2 separate regions of the Mus musculus genome follow, and region 2 is linked to region 1. Evidence: chromatin loops called from intact Hi-C (ENCODE). Cell type or tissue: left cerebral cortex. All regions are shown on one strand.

Region 1 (8,000 bases):
CCTATGCATATCCTTCCCTGATGCCCAGTCTCTAGTAAGCTGAACTCTGGCTACCTGATGTCCCTATACTCCTGCTAGGTGGTGATAATTTAGAAAGAAATCTGGAATGGGCAACCAAACCTTAGATCCAGCCAGACGCAGGAAGAAGTTAGATTTTCATTGTTGTTGTTGTTGTTGCTGCTGCTGCTGTTGCTGTTTTTGCCAGAGGCTCGGGTATGATCAAATGGGCTGAAGGATGCCTCTGTGAACCAGTGCTCCAGGGAGAGGCAATGATCCTCAGGGCTCTGGCAGCAACACCAGTCCCCCAAAGCCACTGGCTCTGTGCACTCAGGATGATGGGGGAAGGCTTTCCTTTGAACACCTGCATAGCGCACTATGGCTTTGACAAGCACGTTCTTGGTCCTGCAGGGAAGGAAGACCCTGAAAGAGCTCCTGTGCTTGAGGAACAATGGAAGGAGGAGATGGTACTTTGTGCTTTACTGCCCAGTAAACACCAGTCAGCTGCTTCATTTAATATCAGAAACAGGGAACAGAGAAAGGAAACTTTATCTGGCCCAGGGGCCTCCAGCCTAAGCCAACCCTCCCTGGCCAAATCCTCTCGGCTTTGTCTTCTCGGCTGCTGGGTCGGGAGCAAAGCAGATGTGCCCATAAGTGAACTGTGTTGAAGTGCGTCTTTGTCGGTAGAAAACATGTTTTCTGCTCCTGTCTCGATTCTAAGATGCTTAAAGCCTTCCTAACAATAACGCTCAATTCTCCAGGGGAATAGGATGTTAACAAAAACAAATTGGCAACATTGGCTTTATTATTGCCCCTCTGATGTTTGTGTAGATGAGCCTTCTTATTTCCCAATTTTGTCATACAATATCCAGGAGAAGAACATTTATATGCTTATATTAGATGTACCAATGTTCAACACATATTCCCACGTGCCCACGTTCTTTTTTTTTTTCTTTTTTTCTTTTCTTTTTTTTTTCCTGAGACAGGATATCTCAATGTAGCCCTTGCTGTCGTGTAGCTTACTCTGTAGACCAGGCTGGCCTTGAATTGCCTGTCTTTGCCTCCCTGGTGCTAGGATTAAAAGCAAGCGTCACCATACATTCTGTCTTAGTTAGGGTTTCATTGTTGTAAAGAGGCAGCATGACCTAGGGCAACTCCTATAAGGGACTACATTTAATTGAGACTGGCTTACAGTTTCAGAGGTTCAGTCCATTTTTGTCATGGTAGGAGGCATGGCAGGGTCTGGACCTCAAAACCCACTCCCACAGTAAGACACATCCTCCAACAAGGCCACACCTATTCCAATATTGCCACACCTCCCAATAGTGCCACTCCCTGGGCCAAGCATATTCAAACCACCACACATTCTTTACTGATTTTATTGCTACTGTTTAAGACAGAGTCTCCCTACATATCCTAGGCTGACTTTGAACTTGTGTAATCCTCTTTTCTCTACCCTCTAAGTGCTGGGTCTTCATGTGTGCCACTATGCCCAGCTTGTGTTGTTTATACTTGAAGTTAGTGAATCAGATAAAACCAGCACAGGGAAGCAAAACCTCGGTTTTTTAAAAGTACCACATTTTGGTAATCATTTTGACCAAGGACAGAGATGGGATCAGGTATGTAGAAGGAAAAGCAAGTCAGTGGTTGACTTAAATTCACTGCCAATCCACAAGAAGAAGAGCAATTCTTCTGTCCTGGCATGCCCCCTCCCCATATCCTTCTTGTCACCGCCCTTTATCATGGGAGTGGCCAAGAAGGTCATAAGGTCAAGGGCTGAAGCAGAGGCCATGGACAAAGGCTGCTTGCCCAGTCTTCTAGTACAACCCAGGACTGCCTGACTAAGAATAGCATCACCTGCAGTGGGCTAGGCTCTCCCACATCAGTCATAACTGTTTAAAAATGTCCCATAGACTAGCCCCTTAGCCAATCTAACGGAGGCATTTTGGCAATCGAAGTTCCTTTTTTCTAAGAGGACCCAGGTTTGTGTCAAGTTGACCAGAAGAAGAAAAAATATCTAACTAGGTCAGAGGTCAAGCTCCCGGGTGCCAGAGTGGGTCAAAACAGGAAGTCCCTGTTCAGATTTGCAGTCTGTTATGAAGACACAACCTGGATGGGAAAACTGAGGCACAAACCAAAGCAGTGATGTGTGCTCGAGTGGGTACTGATGCTAACTCACGCATGATACCCTGTCATAGTAAATATTAAATATACCAGTTTGGCATGGTAAATAAGTCTTCCTCCGGGAATTCTTTTCTCTTCCAGCACTGCAGTAACTTCTGCCAAGGTGGCTGTGAATGGCGTTCACCTGCATTACCAGCGCGTGGGAGAAGGGGAACATGCGATCCTCCTGCTTCCTGGGATGTTGGGTATGTGTGGATTCTCATGGACCGCTTCTGCAGGCTGTAGATTCTCCGCGATGGATCTCGATGCTAGATGCCAAGCATCCATCATTCATTCATGTTTGCGCTTGCTAAAAAACTCTTAAGGAATATTTGCCTTGCTCAAAGTCGAATGATCTAGAAAAGTAAATAACTCTCTACTGGATTAATTTCTTACTCTTTTACCCACTTCTTCCCCCACTGAAACACACTGTGAAAACGGTGTCCTATTACTTGGGAGGACTAGAGGGGTCGAGGAAACTGGGGTCCAAAGAAGGAGCAGATGGTGAAGACAGTAAGGTGGTGACCAGCCCTCCCAGTTAGTTTGTCTGGTACCCAAGGGGACATTCCTTTCTGGAATGTGAGACTTACATTACCAAAACCAGGCCAGGATGCATCCGGACCAGGTGTGTTGGATTTGTTTAATAAAATAATAGGTGTGTGGGGGGGAGGGGGAGTGTTAAAAGACTCTTTTCCTAACAGGGTCTTACTTTAAAGCTCACACTTGCCTTAGCCTCATAAACACTTAGATGACAGGTTTGTGCCACCATGCCTGGTCTAGTTTAAACTCAGACTCAGATGAGCACGTCACCACCTGCAGTGTGTGGAGCTGAATCTCAGTCCTGTTTTATGGAAAAGCAGTTCGGGTTTAGAAAGTTCCAGAGAGGGTGCGCCATGATTTGGGGGATTTTAGGGTTGCTGCTTGCTTGCTTGCTTCCTTTTTCTTTTTGGTATTTGTGTAATCCCAGTAGAGATTTATTGTGATTTGCCTCTTTCTCCTAAAGGTCACATGCTAAAACTTTCAGCTCCCCTTGACCCTGCTCTCCAGGCCCCTGCTGACACAGTACCACTGCGGCAAGTGAGAGGCTTGGGACACTTAGCACCCGTTTCTTAAGCTTCTGAAATGAAGGAGATGTATACTCCAAAAGCTGGTGTCCAATTAAACCATCAGCAAAAGCAGTTTACCATATTAGAGATGATTTTAAATTACTCTAACACTGCGGCATTAACTACACAAAACATCCACCAGTATAATTTTTTTTTTCATTTCTGGAAAGTATTGGCATGATCCCACAGCTTTAAAATGGAGCAGTGGGAGTCTTTCCCCTACCTTGTCCCCTAGTTTCCCATGTGCCCCGCAGAATCATGTACTGATAATTATGTCTGTTCCCTAAATATTTGTTTAAGGTTTTAGTGCTCTTGGCCCTAGTTTCCGAGTGCATGCCCAGTGTTAGAAAGCAAATGTTTCCTTATTGGTGAAACTGTTATTCTAGCTTGATCTCACCACCCCTCCAACCCCTTACTTTTTGCCCTCCTTTAGGATACTTCTAGTTCAAGGGCATACAAGAAACTCCTGTGAGAAAGCCGGAGACAAGGGCTGGCAATCATTGACCTGCTTTTGGTGTGGGTTTTTTAATGATTTGTGTGATGGACCTAGATAGTAAGTGAACTTGGCTGGCTGTATATTTGTGGCCCAAGTTCTGAGTGCTTAGAAATCAAACAAACTGCTCAGTCAGTGTGGACTTTCCCCTGGACAGAGCTCTTAGTATGTGACCTTACAAACACACACACACACACACACACACACACACACACACACACAAGATGGATGTGAGCACACCACATCTCTGGTGGCTGAGCTGGTGGGGATTAACAGGGCCATTACAGGCTCTTGGCATAGGCCCCTTCGTGCTGGTTTGATAAAATACAATTTGATTTCTTAAACACACACGTTTCAGGGTTTTCATTTACTTCTACTTACTCTTAAAAGGCATTTATATTAGCTTATTTGAAAACATCTGGAATATGACACTTCTACCTGTATGCCATTGGGATCTCCGTCATTTCTAAGTCCTTAGAGAGCTAATACCCAGAAACTATCAAATTTGAAAGTTTATTTCAGTAAGGTTTATTTAATCCTTCCAAAGGAGGCATAGGAAGACTAAACTGTAAGGCTGTCAAAAGCGCTTCAAAAATACTGGTCCCGAGCCTCACTCTGGGCCTATGTCTTCCTCAAAATTACCACTAGAGGGAGACCGGAGACAGGTCCTAACTCCATCAGGCTTGGCAATGCGCCTCTGTGTGGAGCCATTGCAACACAACTCCCCACCCCCACTAGGGGTTTTTCTGGTTAATTTTTTAGAGCACCAAGAACTGTCTTTTAAAATTGTTACTGCTTCTATTTTGCTCTGGTGTTGGCTATGCTGAGAACATTCAGTGGACCGTAACCCAGTGGGTGTTTTCAGGTAGCGGAAAGACCGATTTTGCACCTCAGCTTCAGAGCCTAAATAAGAAGCGCTTCACATTGGTGGCCTGGGACCCTCGAGGATATGGATATTCCAGACCCCCAGATCGAGATTTTCCACGGGATTTTTTTGAAAGGGATGCAAAGGATGCTGTTGACTTGATGAAGGTGAGACCCAGAGAAGTGCTGGAGTGGGGAGAGATGACTGGGCCCATCTTTATTTGTTCTAATTCCTGGTGTTCTTTCTTTTTACAAAGGCAATACCAAGTGAGTCTAATATAAGGAAGAGCTAAAGGACCAAGTAAAAACAGAGCCCAGCTATCTAATGATGCTACTGCCAAGACACCAAGGCTCTGCCTTTCCCACCAGTCTCCTGGCATAAGTGCAGTTTTAGTTTTGTTTTGTGTTACTTTGGTTTGAGACAGATTTTCATTGTATAGTCTTAATGGGCCTTGAGATCTCAACCCTTCTGCTTCAGGCTCTGACATACTAGGATTGCAGGCCTACAACACCACACCACACATAGCAAAATACACAGCTTTATACAGATGAAAATGGAGTCCTAAACCAGAGGTTCAACTCCATGGCTTCCACCCAAAAAAAGCAACAAGAAATGCTGGTGAAGAGACAGGAAAGTGTTCTAAAACCAAAACTGCCATTTGGAGAAGATGGAAAGTAAGCCCTTCGGACCATCTTCAGGGTACTGACATGAGCTTTAGGTTTAGGGAGAGCAAGAACTGGAGAGGTAGCAAGAAGTCTACAGAATTAAGCTGTCCTGGTCAAGGTGTGGTCTGGTGTTATCTCAGTTCTGGTTCTGCAGGGAAGCCTGAGGAAGTCATGACTGTTGATGCTCAGGAGTCATCTCACAGGGTGACTTGTCTGTAAGGCTCTGCCATTCCTGCAATCCAAGCTGACTTCAGGCTTAGAACCATGTCTGGAACAGGACATTAAGAAAGGCAACGGTAAGGTGCCACCGCTGCTTGTATGCTCGTGCCTTCAGCCTTGATGGGATTATCCTAGCAGGGTTACCATTGTTGTGATGAAACACCATGACCAAAGCAACATGGGAAGGAGTTTATTTGGCTTACACTTCTATGTCACAGTTCATCATCAAAAGAAGTACTAAAGGACAGGTACTAAAGCAGTGCAGAAATCTAGAAGCAGAAACTGGTGCAGAGGCCATGGAGGGGTGCTGCTTACTGGCTTGTTCCTCATGGCTTGCTCAGCCTGTCTTCCTTTAAAACCTCCAGCCTAGGAATAGCACCACCCACAGTGGGCTAGGCCCTCCCTCTCCAATCACTAGTTAGAAACTGCCTTACAGGTTGCCTATAGCCCGATATTATGGAGGCATTTTCTCCACTGAAGATGCCTCTTCTCTGTTGACTTTAAGCTTGTGTCAAGGTGACATAAAACTAGCCAGTAGAGGGGTTAAGATCGCTTAAGTACCACCAGCCTTTAGATAGACAGTCCTTGAATGCTTAACATGCCTACCTGCAGAGTTGAGCAGGAATCCAACCCAAAGTAAAGAAGATACAAAAGGAAGATGTAAACCTCCAGCTTTTGTCCTGCTTTTAATTATTGTTTAGGCCCAGGTAAGGAGTCAGAACTTTCTAGCAAACACAGTATTTTATTTGGTTATTTGGATATTCTGAGGCAGGATATTGCTAGGTAGCCCTGGCTAGCCTCAAGCTCACTGTGTAACAGGGTAGCCTCTGTGTCCAAAGTGCTGGGCTTACAGGGGTGTAGTGCTGATGGTATCACATCCTTCTGGTTTGCTGTTCGTTTCCGGATGAACATGCTCACTGCCATTGTCCCCTGTCTGTGCTCCCACTCTCTGTGGCTCCACTTATCTATGGCCAACTGTGGTCTGGAAAATTCCAGAAATAATTCATTCATAGTTGTAATGTTTTGTACTTTAAATTAAGTTTACTTTTAGCTTATACATTAATACATTTTAAAAAAAATTGTACACGCCAAAGAGTTAAATAAGGTTCCAGGATATGTCTATACTGCATAATGAATGTCCAAACCAGGTTAAACATGTCTGTCTCATCAACCATTGTTGCTTAGTTGCTTTGTGCCTTGTTTTTTTTTTTTTTTTGAAACAAGATCACTCATTGGCCTGAAGATTCCCCAAGAAGACTAGGCTGGATGGCCAGAAATCCTCCTGTCCCCACCTCCTCAAAGCTGGGATTGCATGCATGCACCACTGTGTCTAGCTTTCTACATGTGTCCTGAGAGAGACCCCAGGTCCCCATGCATGTTCCACAAGCCCTTTACCAACAACACTGTCTCCCCAGTCCTGTCCCCAACATTTATCATTTCCTCATGAGAAAAACTTCTGAAATATTTCCTCCTGTCTTTCTAAAATGCAAGTTCATTAATGTTATCTGTAGCACTCTGTCATGAGTTTTAAATCCCATGATATTCTGAGTGGTCCAGTAAATGTGATGCTGCTCAGCCATCCTGGCTCCACCCCACCCCACCCCAACTGTTAACATATCCCCTGTCCAAGGTATCTGCTCTATACTTCACGTATGTGTGTAGCTCTTGGTACCATACATTACAAGGCATCCCTGGTGAGGTATGGCTATGTATAGATTGTATAACCCCAGCAGGATCAAGAGAGCTGCTACGTTTCACTGGATGTATCCACTGGTTTATTCTACGCATCATCTACTGGTAAATGGTGAATTTTGAGCTATGTTTTGTTATAAGTTGCTCATGGGCATTTGTCAATTTTGTGATTACGAGCAATGTTGTTTATATCCTGGGTCTGTCTCCTGGTAAATGAGTCCAGGAGGGCAGTGTGCTAGGCTATAGATAATACAGATTCTCATTCTGCATATTAATGTCAAATGGTTAGCCAGAGAATGTGTGTGCATGTGGGGTGGCACCAGCAAGAGTCCTGGCTAACATTCGCTAGTTCCTTGACTTTAACCTTTTCAGACAGTGTTTTACTTCCAGAAGCCTCTTTGCCATGCTCTGTCAGCTTTCTTTGCTGAGCACATTTTTGGGGTCCTGGTTGATTCACCACCCAAGGACAGACACGGCTTTGCTATGACACTGTGCTCCCTCTTGTCTTTAGCCAGTTCTTCCCACAACTACAGCTGTGGCTTCACCAGATACTCGGATGCATTTTATCTTAAGATCCTTTCCGATCTCCATGATTGTCCTCTGAGCCACACCCAGGTGCACACACACACACACACACACACACACACAGAGTGCTTGCCATACCCAAATAACAGCAGATTGCTGCTGATTCAGTGATTCCGTATTTGGATATTTTATCCAAGAGGAAGAAGATATGATTCCCACATAAGTCAAAACCTACAATGTACTCAAGGTTCTATAACAATGACAATGTAGCAAAG
Region 2 (8,000 bases), 580 kb after region 1:
GCCAGCCTGGTCTACAAAGTGAGTTCCAGGACAGCCAGGGCTATACAGAGAAACCCAGTCTCGAAAAACCAAGAAAAAAAAGGAAATTAAAAATAAAATAAAATATTAAGCGCAGCATCTGGGATTAGCAAATCACAAACAAACACTCAATTGAGCGAGTTGCATATTCTTCGACCAGGAAGTCTTCATCCCAAGACTTGAGTGTATGTCCCATCTGAACATACTCAACTATCTAGGAAAGAAGTGACTTGGGGGCTGACTAGATGGCTCAGAAGGTAAAGGTATACTTGCTGATGACCTGAGTTCAATCCCTGGGACCCACTTGGTAGCAAGAGAGAATGGACTCCTGCAAATTGTTCCCTGACTCCACAAGCATTCGGTGGCACTTGTGCACATGTGTGCATGCACACGCACACACTAAATACATGTAAAAGAAATAACTCAGGAAGAGAAGTCAGGTACGGTGACTCTGAAGAGGCAAAGCTGTTTAGTGCCATCAAACAGCAGCTGTCAGAGAAAGATCTTGACCAAGGTAACGAACTTGGATGATCAGATCCAGACATTGGCTATTCCACCCACAAGGACATGGTTAGAAGATGAAACATGTCCCATAGACACACTTCTCCTGGAGAAGCATCTTCCTGATGATCAAGGGTGCTCCAGGACAAGGAAGAGGGTCCTCCCTCATAACTCCTTTTCTGCCCATTTCAGTCACATCTGCCTAATCAGGGCCACTTAGATGGGGAGAAGCTAGAGTTCACCTTCCTGTTGGTGACACCACCCCCATTGCTTCTTCATTTGACTCAAGGTTTCCAATAAATTCATTGCCTGTCTATGTCAAATTTCCACTCACTTGTGTGGAAATAGGGATAGTCACCTTTAAAATGACTTATTCGTTAAAGAGTATGTACCACAGAGTATGTGTGGAGAGTAGAAAACAACTCTCAGGTATAGGTTCTCATCTGTCACTTTGTGGGTTCCAGGGATTAAACTCAGATTGCCATGCCCATAAATAAGGGCTTCTACCCACTGAGCCGTCTCAATGGACAAAACTCCTTATACTACTGATTTATTGAATCCTAGGGGCAGGGGGTAAGAAATGCCTTCCAGGAAAATTCTAAAGCATTGGTACCAATGCTGTTTTCAGTGGCATTTTTCTAATTAATTCTCTATTCTAATTCCTGTAGCTTTTAGGTCAATTTGACTGTTCTATTGATAGATAAATGCCCTGGCCATCAATGCTTTCTTAGTGTTCTAATTTCTGAGACACTCAATATACATTTGGACATCTAGGTCAAGATAGTCCAGTATGTGTGTACCCACATGAGATTGGCATTCAAATTTACCATCTGTAAGTCTGACAGCCTGTGGTAATCTGACCATTCTTTACAACCTTCCACTACTCTATGTCCACCCTACCCAGAAACTAGGAGCAAATCACAGAACATTTATTACCTAGAAGTCTGGAAAATTAAACATGTCTAAAGGATCAAGTGTTCTTCCTAGCTAAACCCTTAAACAATCTGGTATGATTGGGGCTCAAGTGTATGAAGCTTGTCCCTCTTTAGGAGGGCTTTGAGGGAGTGACTGGATCATGTGGGTACTAGACACATTGATGAATTACTCCATTGATAGATTCAAAACTGAATGGTCACTGGCAAATGGTGGGAACAGTGAATGGGGGGTCTGACTGGAGAAAGTGGGCCATCATGGAAAAGTGTATCATGTCCTGGCATCTCTCTGCTTCTGTGCTTCTTGTCTGTGATGAAACAGATACATGCTGCCCACCTCAAGACTCTTTCTCATCATGCAATACCCAGAAACAACAATTGAAATCCTGAGGTTAAAAAATAAAAAAACAAAAAACAACTTTTCCCGGTGTTTATGTTGGCTGCTTTTTCACAGTGGTACAAATGACTAACACATAACAACACTTTTGGGTTAGGCATAAAATTTAACACGTGTGAAAAATTTGTTTCTGATGTAACTATAGAGCAAAAGCTTCCAGATTTCCTTATTGATCACAAATGATGAGTTATATAGTTACAAGGGATTTCTTGCTGCTGCTTAAGAAATATATTACCTGCTTAGTATTTAGGTAACATTATTAGATGGGCTGACCATGATAGCACACACCTGTAGTTTCAGTACTTAGGAATTTGAGGCAAGAGGACTGTGAGTTAGAGGCCAGCCTGGGCTATATAGAGAGAAACTCCATTCCAAAAACCCAAAGGGCTGGGGATATACTCACTGGTAGACCACTTGCCTAATGTGCAAGGCCCTGGGTCTGATCCCCAGTACAGAAAATGTTCACATATATGTGACAGTTACACTAGAAACTAAGCAATGTTTGTGAGGGGTAGGGTGAGGTCAAGAATGCTGAAAATCTCCTTCTTGTAATTTTTGGACCAGAACAATAAATCACTCACTCAAACAAGAACATTTTTAAAAAAGCAGCTACATAGAGTCTTGTACCCTGTGTAAGGTATAGATTTTATCATGAGGCATATAGACATGCTACATTTTGGATTTTCTTGGTATCCCCTAAATGTGATAAAACCAGATGTCCCCATAGACTAGGGTTTATAAAGTCAAGTGTGTGATAAACATATTTTCTAGTTTCTATATTTGATGTTTAGGCATCTTGGGGACACACTAACTTAGACTGTTTCCCATGGGTTAGCCAGTTCTTAGAGATTCACAATAAGGACTCAATAATCCAGAGTCGCATCCTCAGCCACTTCCTTTTCTGGCTTTCATATTCTGGGGCACTACCCACAGGCCCTGGTCAGCCTGAGCCCAGATACCAAACAACTAGGGATGGTCTTCTGACCTGAAAGCATTAAATTGTCTACACTTCCAGCCCCTCCCCCATGCCTGACCTGGTCCTTCCCACAGAAGCTTTGCTGAAGGCTCTTTCTAGGTTTGCTGCTAGGGCTCTCTTATATAGCTCCCATGTCACGTGCGGCTCCACTGGGGATCAGAAAGGATAACAAAGTATCCCTTAGGTGGCTGTCACTTCTTGATCTATTGGCCTGGCCATGCCAACATAATAATAAAAATCTTCTCTTAAAATTACAGTAAGGTCTGTAAGAGGTATATGAGGTATAGTAGCCATAGATATAGGATGAAAAAAGTCATTGCTGGGAATGTGACAGAATGTCCTCTGACATGGAAACTAAAGGGTTCTTTGGAAAGTCAGTGGATGGTGTTTTGCTGGAGCAAACACCTGAAGAAACATTTCATTAAAGTGGACACAGGTTCGAAAAGCTAAGGCAGACTCGTGAAGGAACGTTTTGCTGAAGCAGACACAGGAGAGAGGACGTTCTGCTAAAGCAAGCATGTGAAAGAATACCTGATGAAGGATTCTTTGCGAACAACATTCATGTATTGGTCTGCCTTACATTGCGTAGTTGAGCTGCATTTGTCGGAACACCATAGAGAGAAACACACCAAAAAAATGTCTGGTAGTATGCTTCAGTTTGTTGGCACTTTCAAGGACTTGGGCTGATTGGATGCATGTGCTGAGGCCAGGCACGTGGAAGACATGTGATGTTTGGAAGGTATAAATAGAATTCCATGGAGTGATGGAGACAGAGCTTGGCTTGCTGGTACAGCTAGCTGTGCAACACTTGTGGGTCTCAAGTCTTCACTGATCTTCTCTTCCCTGAGAAAGACTCAGATGAGAACTCTGCCTGGTGTTCCTGTTGGCCCCTCCTGCTATCTCATACTGAGGATAAGGCCTGGCTATCTCTGCTAGGTCATGTCACTGCTGTTGCTAACCTGACTACCAGACTGGACTGCTGCTGTATATGTGAGGTGTTTGCAAGTGGATCGAGCTGCAGCAGCTAACCTATGAACTGAACTGCCTTTGTCAACCTGGATCAGACTTCCAGGAGTCTAATACCAGGCAGTTAGTTCATTGTCAGCAATATTTAAAACAGTACAATTTGGGAAATGGTTTCCAGGCAACAGTCAGCCCAATCACTCCAATTCTAGGTGCACAATAAAGCTTAAAGCGTGACTGCATAGAAATTCTTGTACAAAGTACATGAGACCATGAGAGTGGGTTCTATAGCTAAAAGGCCTAGAAGCTAGTGTGGTCTCTGACTGATAGCATAGAGGTCAGCAGGCCATAAAATACATGTGCCACCTCCCCTAAGGATGGGTAAAGGTCTAGGGAGGGAAGAGTTTGGGATACTCATGCTGGGGAACTTGGGTGTTATCTGCCTCTACAGCAAAAGGTGGGTGAGGTCTGCCTCCACAGACAGTAAAAAAGGTCACTGGGTCATTAAGAAACTCCAGCATTCTGGATAGAATGCAGGTATTTGATTTTTTTTCCTCCTCCATTGAGGAAACATCCCTGTGTGATTAATATTCCTGTTTCTCTTAGTGCGTCTCATAGAGAAGCCTCTGTGCCCCAAACAAGGATACGTGGCTCAAGGAAAGGTGGCCAGAAACACCCCTATAAGAATGTGCTGTCTATGTGAGTACACGGTACACTGAATGACCAGGTCATAAGTGTGTACACATGCCTGCTCTTCAAGAAGGGCATGTCTTTCCCCCCAACACACACACACTTTTTTAAAATTAGGTATTTTTTCATTTACATCTCCAATGCTATCCCAAAAGTCCCCCATGCCCTCCCCCTCCCACTCTCCTCTCCCCCTCACTCCCACTTCTTGGCCCTGGCATTCCCCTGTACCTAGGCATATAGTTTGCAAGACCAAGGGGCCTCTCTTTCCAGTGATGGCCAACTAGGCCATCTTCTAATACATATGCAGCTAGAGACATGAGCTCTGGGGGGTACTGGGTAGTTCATATTGTTGTTCCACCTATAGGGTTGCAGATCCCTTTAGCTCCTTGATTACTTTCTCTAGCTCCTCCATTGGGGGCCGTGTGACCCATCCAATAGCTGACTGTGAGCATCCACTTCTGTGTTTGCTAGGCCCCGGCATAATCTCACAAGAGACAGCTATATCAGGGTCCTTTCAGCAAAATCTTGCTAGTGTATGCAATGGTGTCAGCATTTGGAGGCTGATTATGGGATGGATCCCCAGGTATGGCAGTCTCTAGATGGTCCATTCGTTCGTCTCAGCTCCAAACTTTGTCTCTGTAACTCCTTCCATGGGTGTTTTTTGAGTATGTGAATTCTGTGTGAAGTGATGAGAGGATACATCCTGTTTGTTGACGATCATATTTTGCATTTTTACTTTATATAAGCCTCATAGGAGAAAAAGGTTCTTTTCCAACTTAGTTGACCTAAATGATCTTACTGGCCAAAAGATCTTGAATCACACACTGCTTAGTAAATGCTTGTCCACGGTGAATGAAAACCCAGAAGAGCAGCTAGCACACAATTCGAGTAACAAAGGAGAAGGCTTAGGTCAGCATGGCCCCTTGGCTGCCAGTACAGTGGGAGGAACGTGGTCACCCACGAAGCAAAGGGAGAAGCAGGTCTCTGGAGGATGGTGATGACAGGAGTATGTATCTCACACTTGAACCTGCCCCTTGGTCATTCTCAGAACTGACCATCTAGAGACTGCAAATTAAATTTTACTTGGTCAAGTTTCTTGTCCTTGTTTTGGGCCCATATTCACAGTTGGGATTTTTTTCACCAAAGACGTCAGACTTTTTCTCTGTATTGATTGAGTAATAGTAGTATACTAGTCTAAACAGCAGCAGTGGCTTCCTGTGTGTGTTGACAAGCTCTGTACCCACCACATCTGTCATCCTATATCCCTGATGAGTGTCAGTTACCATGCCATCACACTGTAAGGAATATCCATCCATCTGCAATCCCAGAACTCAGGAGTATGAGGGAGAAGGACTTTGAACCCATGCCAGCCAGAACTTGACTCAAAAAAAAAAATCAATCAAAGAAATATTCACTTACATTTCAGACTTTCTTTTTCTAGGGTGGGGGTGATAAAGGAGAGTTGAGACAGTCTCATGAATCATGAGATGCCATTAAATTCCATACAGTTCCAAAAATGGCTTTGAATTGATTCTCTTACTTCTTTTAAACAAGAGTGGAGACTAAAAACCTACCATATGCTACCATGCTTAGCTTTATGTGTTGCTGGGGACTGTACCCAGGGCTTTGTACATGATAGGTTAAGTGTGTTAAGTATTGTACAAAGCAAGTGAGCTTCAACAGCCCCCCAACCCATCCCCTACCTTCTATGATTCTTTGCAATGTGGAAACCTAAAGAACTGGTCTTGAAATGCACAGTTTTCCACAGAAAGACAGAGAGTGGGCTATTTGGTAGGATAAACACCACAAAGATATTTGACCTGTATTTTAGAGGCCTCATTGTACATTTCTAAAAAAAAAAAAAAAAAAGACACTTCCTCAGGGAAACCCTGAAAGAGTCTGGGGAACTAAGCTCACTGTGTGACAGAGAACCAGCTTGAGCCAACAGTTTGAACAGAGAAGAAAAGGCCACTGGCCAAATGCTGGTTTGAGAAGCATGTCTATAGAATGTGATCAATGTGATCAATGGAAAAGACCCATCCAACTGAGCATCGACACATAGATTGGAATTAACTGAACACACTGGCTCCTTTGGTTGGTTTTGCTTTTGTTTTCATTTGTTTTTGAGACAGAGTCTCACTGTGTAGACTAGGCTGGTCTTTGGACTCAAAAGCCACCCCACCCCCACCCCAGTCTCTGCCTTTCTATTGCTGGGATTGAAGGCATGGGTGACCACAAAACATTGGCTTCAATGTTAACTGCTAAGGGAAACTACCTTTGCACTGATTTTAATTTGGTAAGACAACAAAGATTACTGGTGGACCCCAGTCAGTCCTTCAGGAGCATATATGAAAAGCAGGATGCATTAAGTTGGACACACAGCTGGAAGGCAAAATCCACGGAAATACTCTTTGTATTGTAACTCTATGTCACCAGAGACACTTCCTGTGACTGCCAAAGAGGACTCAGAGAAGGGGAAACCCCAGAGTCCAAATGAAAGAAACCCTATTATCTGGTTTGAATAGTTCGCCCCCTGGGGTGAGAACACATTTCCTAAATACTAGTGTGTCAGGAAGAGTGCTAAAGTCGGGTCTCAGGATGGAGGTGGGGTGGGGCTGGGGTTGAGAGTCATCATCTACCTTTCTCATCCCTAGGCAGGGGATAAAATGAACCACATATTTTTTTACACAAACATCCTCTCTAGATCAAAGTAGAACAATAGATTTTTATTTAATTAAAATAGATTAAAAACAGACTGTGTAAAAGAATTAGAATTCTCAATAATTTACTATTATTTACATTAGCAAGTGCTGGTCGTTAGTAGACACAGTGAGGACATGAGCTTGCAGGACCCAGACCTTCTGTGGTCTAAGCTGTAAGCATCCCTTCCTTCCTTCCCATCCCTTCCTTTCTGATCCATCCTGGCACTTGTGCCATTGAGGTCAGCAGGGGAAGGACTTCGAGCACCCTAGGCAGTGGTGACCGCATCACCGCCTGGCAGAAGAGCTGACAGGTGCTGGCAGTGAGGAGGACGCTCTCTTCCCTGGAAGAAAACTTTATATCAGGTTCATATGCACAGGACCATGAATGCTTTCCCCTCGCCGAAGCTAGCAATCTTCTCCAGGCTTGATGTTGTGTAAACGCTCCTTCCGGCTCATCCCAAACCCAGATTCCAGGGAGCAGATGTAAAGAAAAAAAAAAGAGCCACACATCCTTCTTAGGGAGGTCCTGAATCACTTAATATCCCCCGTCCACGAGGTCCAGAACTTGGTAACTTAGCAAAAATCCTCTTGAAATACTTTGTGTGTGCCTTTGACACACAAGAGAAAAGTGGGGAGTCAGGGCCATGTGACCAAGAGGAATGTTCCCTAAGTCGGCAGTGAGACAAGAAGAAGCATGGCCTGGCATCCCAGAAGAGGCGGGCTGGAGGGGCTGAGAGCAGGAAGAAGGCCCCTCGGTGCTGCCTATGGTCATCGGGATCCCGTGTGCCTCTGCTTTCTAAATACCCAGGCCTGCTGAACCT

The links. Hi-C counts contacts between places; a loop is a spot of excess contacts. Peaks named below come from ENCODE experiments on the same cell type or tissue, not always from the same donor. Only the 100,000 strongest peaks of a DNase experiment are listed, where the experiment ranks them.
Region 2: a loop joins it to region 1, with 4 times the contacts of the local background. A loop is called at or near these places in 27 of 42 quality-filtered maps.

The regions. Positions count from the first base shown.
Region 1 is chr13:34,042,162-34,050,161 of GRCm38, forward strand. Bphl (biphenyl hydrolase-like (serine hydrolase, breast epithelial mucin-associated antigen)) reads left to right here. Exons shown (of 7, transcript NM_026512.1): 2 at 2,263-2,366; 3 at 4,625-4,791. Among named protein-coding and RNA genes, the nearest start is that of Bphl, 8.5 kb to the left of the region's middle. In left cerebral cortex, a CTCF peak has its summit at 4,427 (motif pointing right); a DNase peak (open chromatin) is centred at 4,432.
Region 2 is chr13:34,620,658-34,628,657 of GRCm38, forward strand. Pxdc1 (PX domain containing 1) reads right to left here. Exons shown (of 5, transcript NM_025831.3): 5 at 7,184-8,000. Among named protein-coding and RNA genes, the nearest start is that of Pxdc1, 28 kb to the right of the region's middle. In left cerebral cortex, no CTCF peak of the experiment used is centred here; a DNase peak (open chromatin) is centred at 3,929.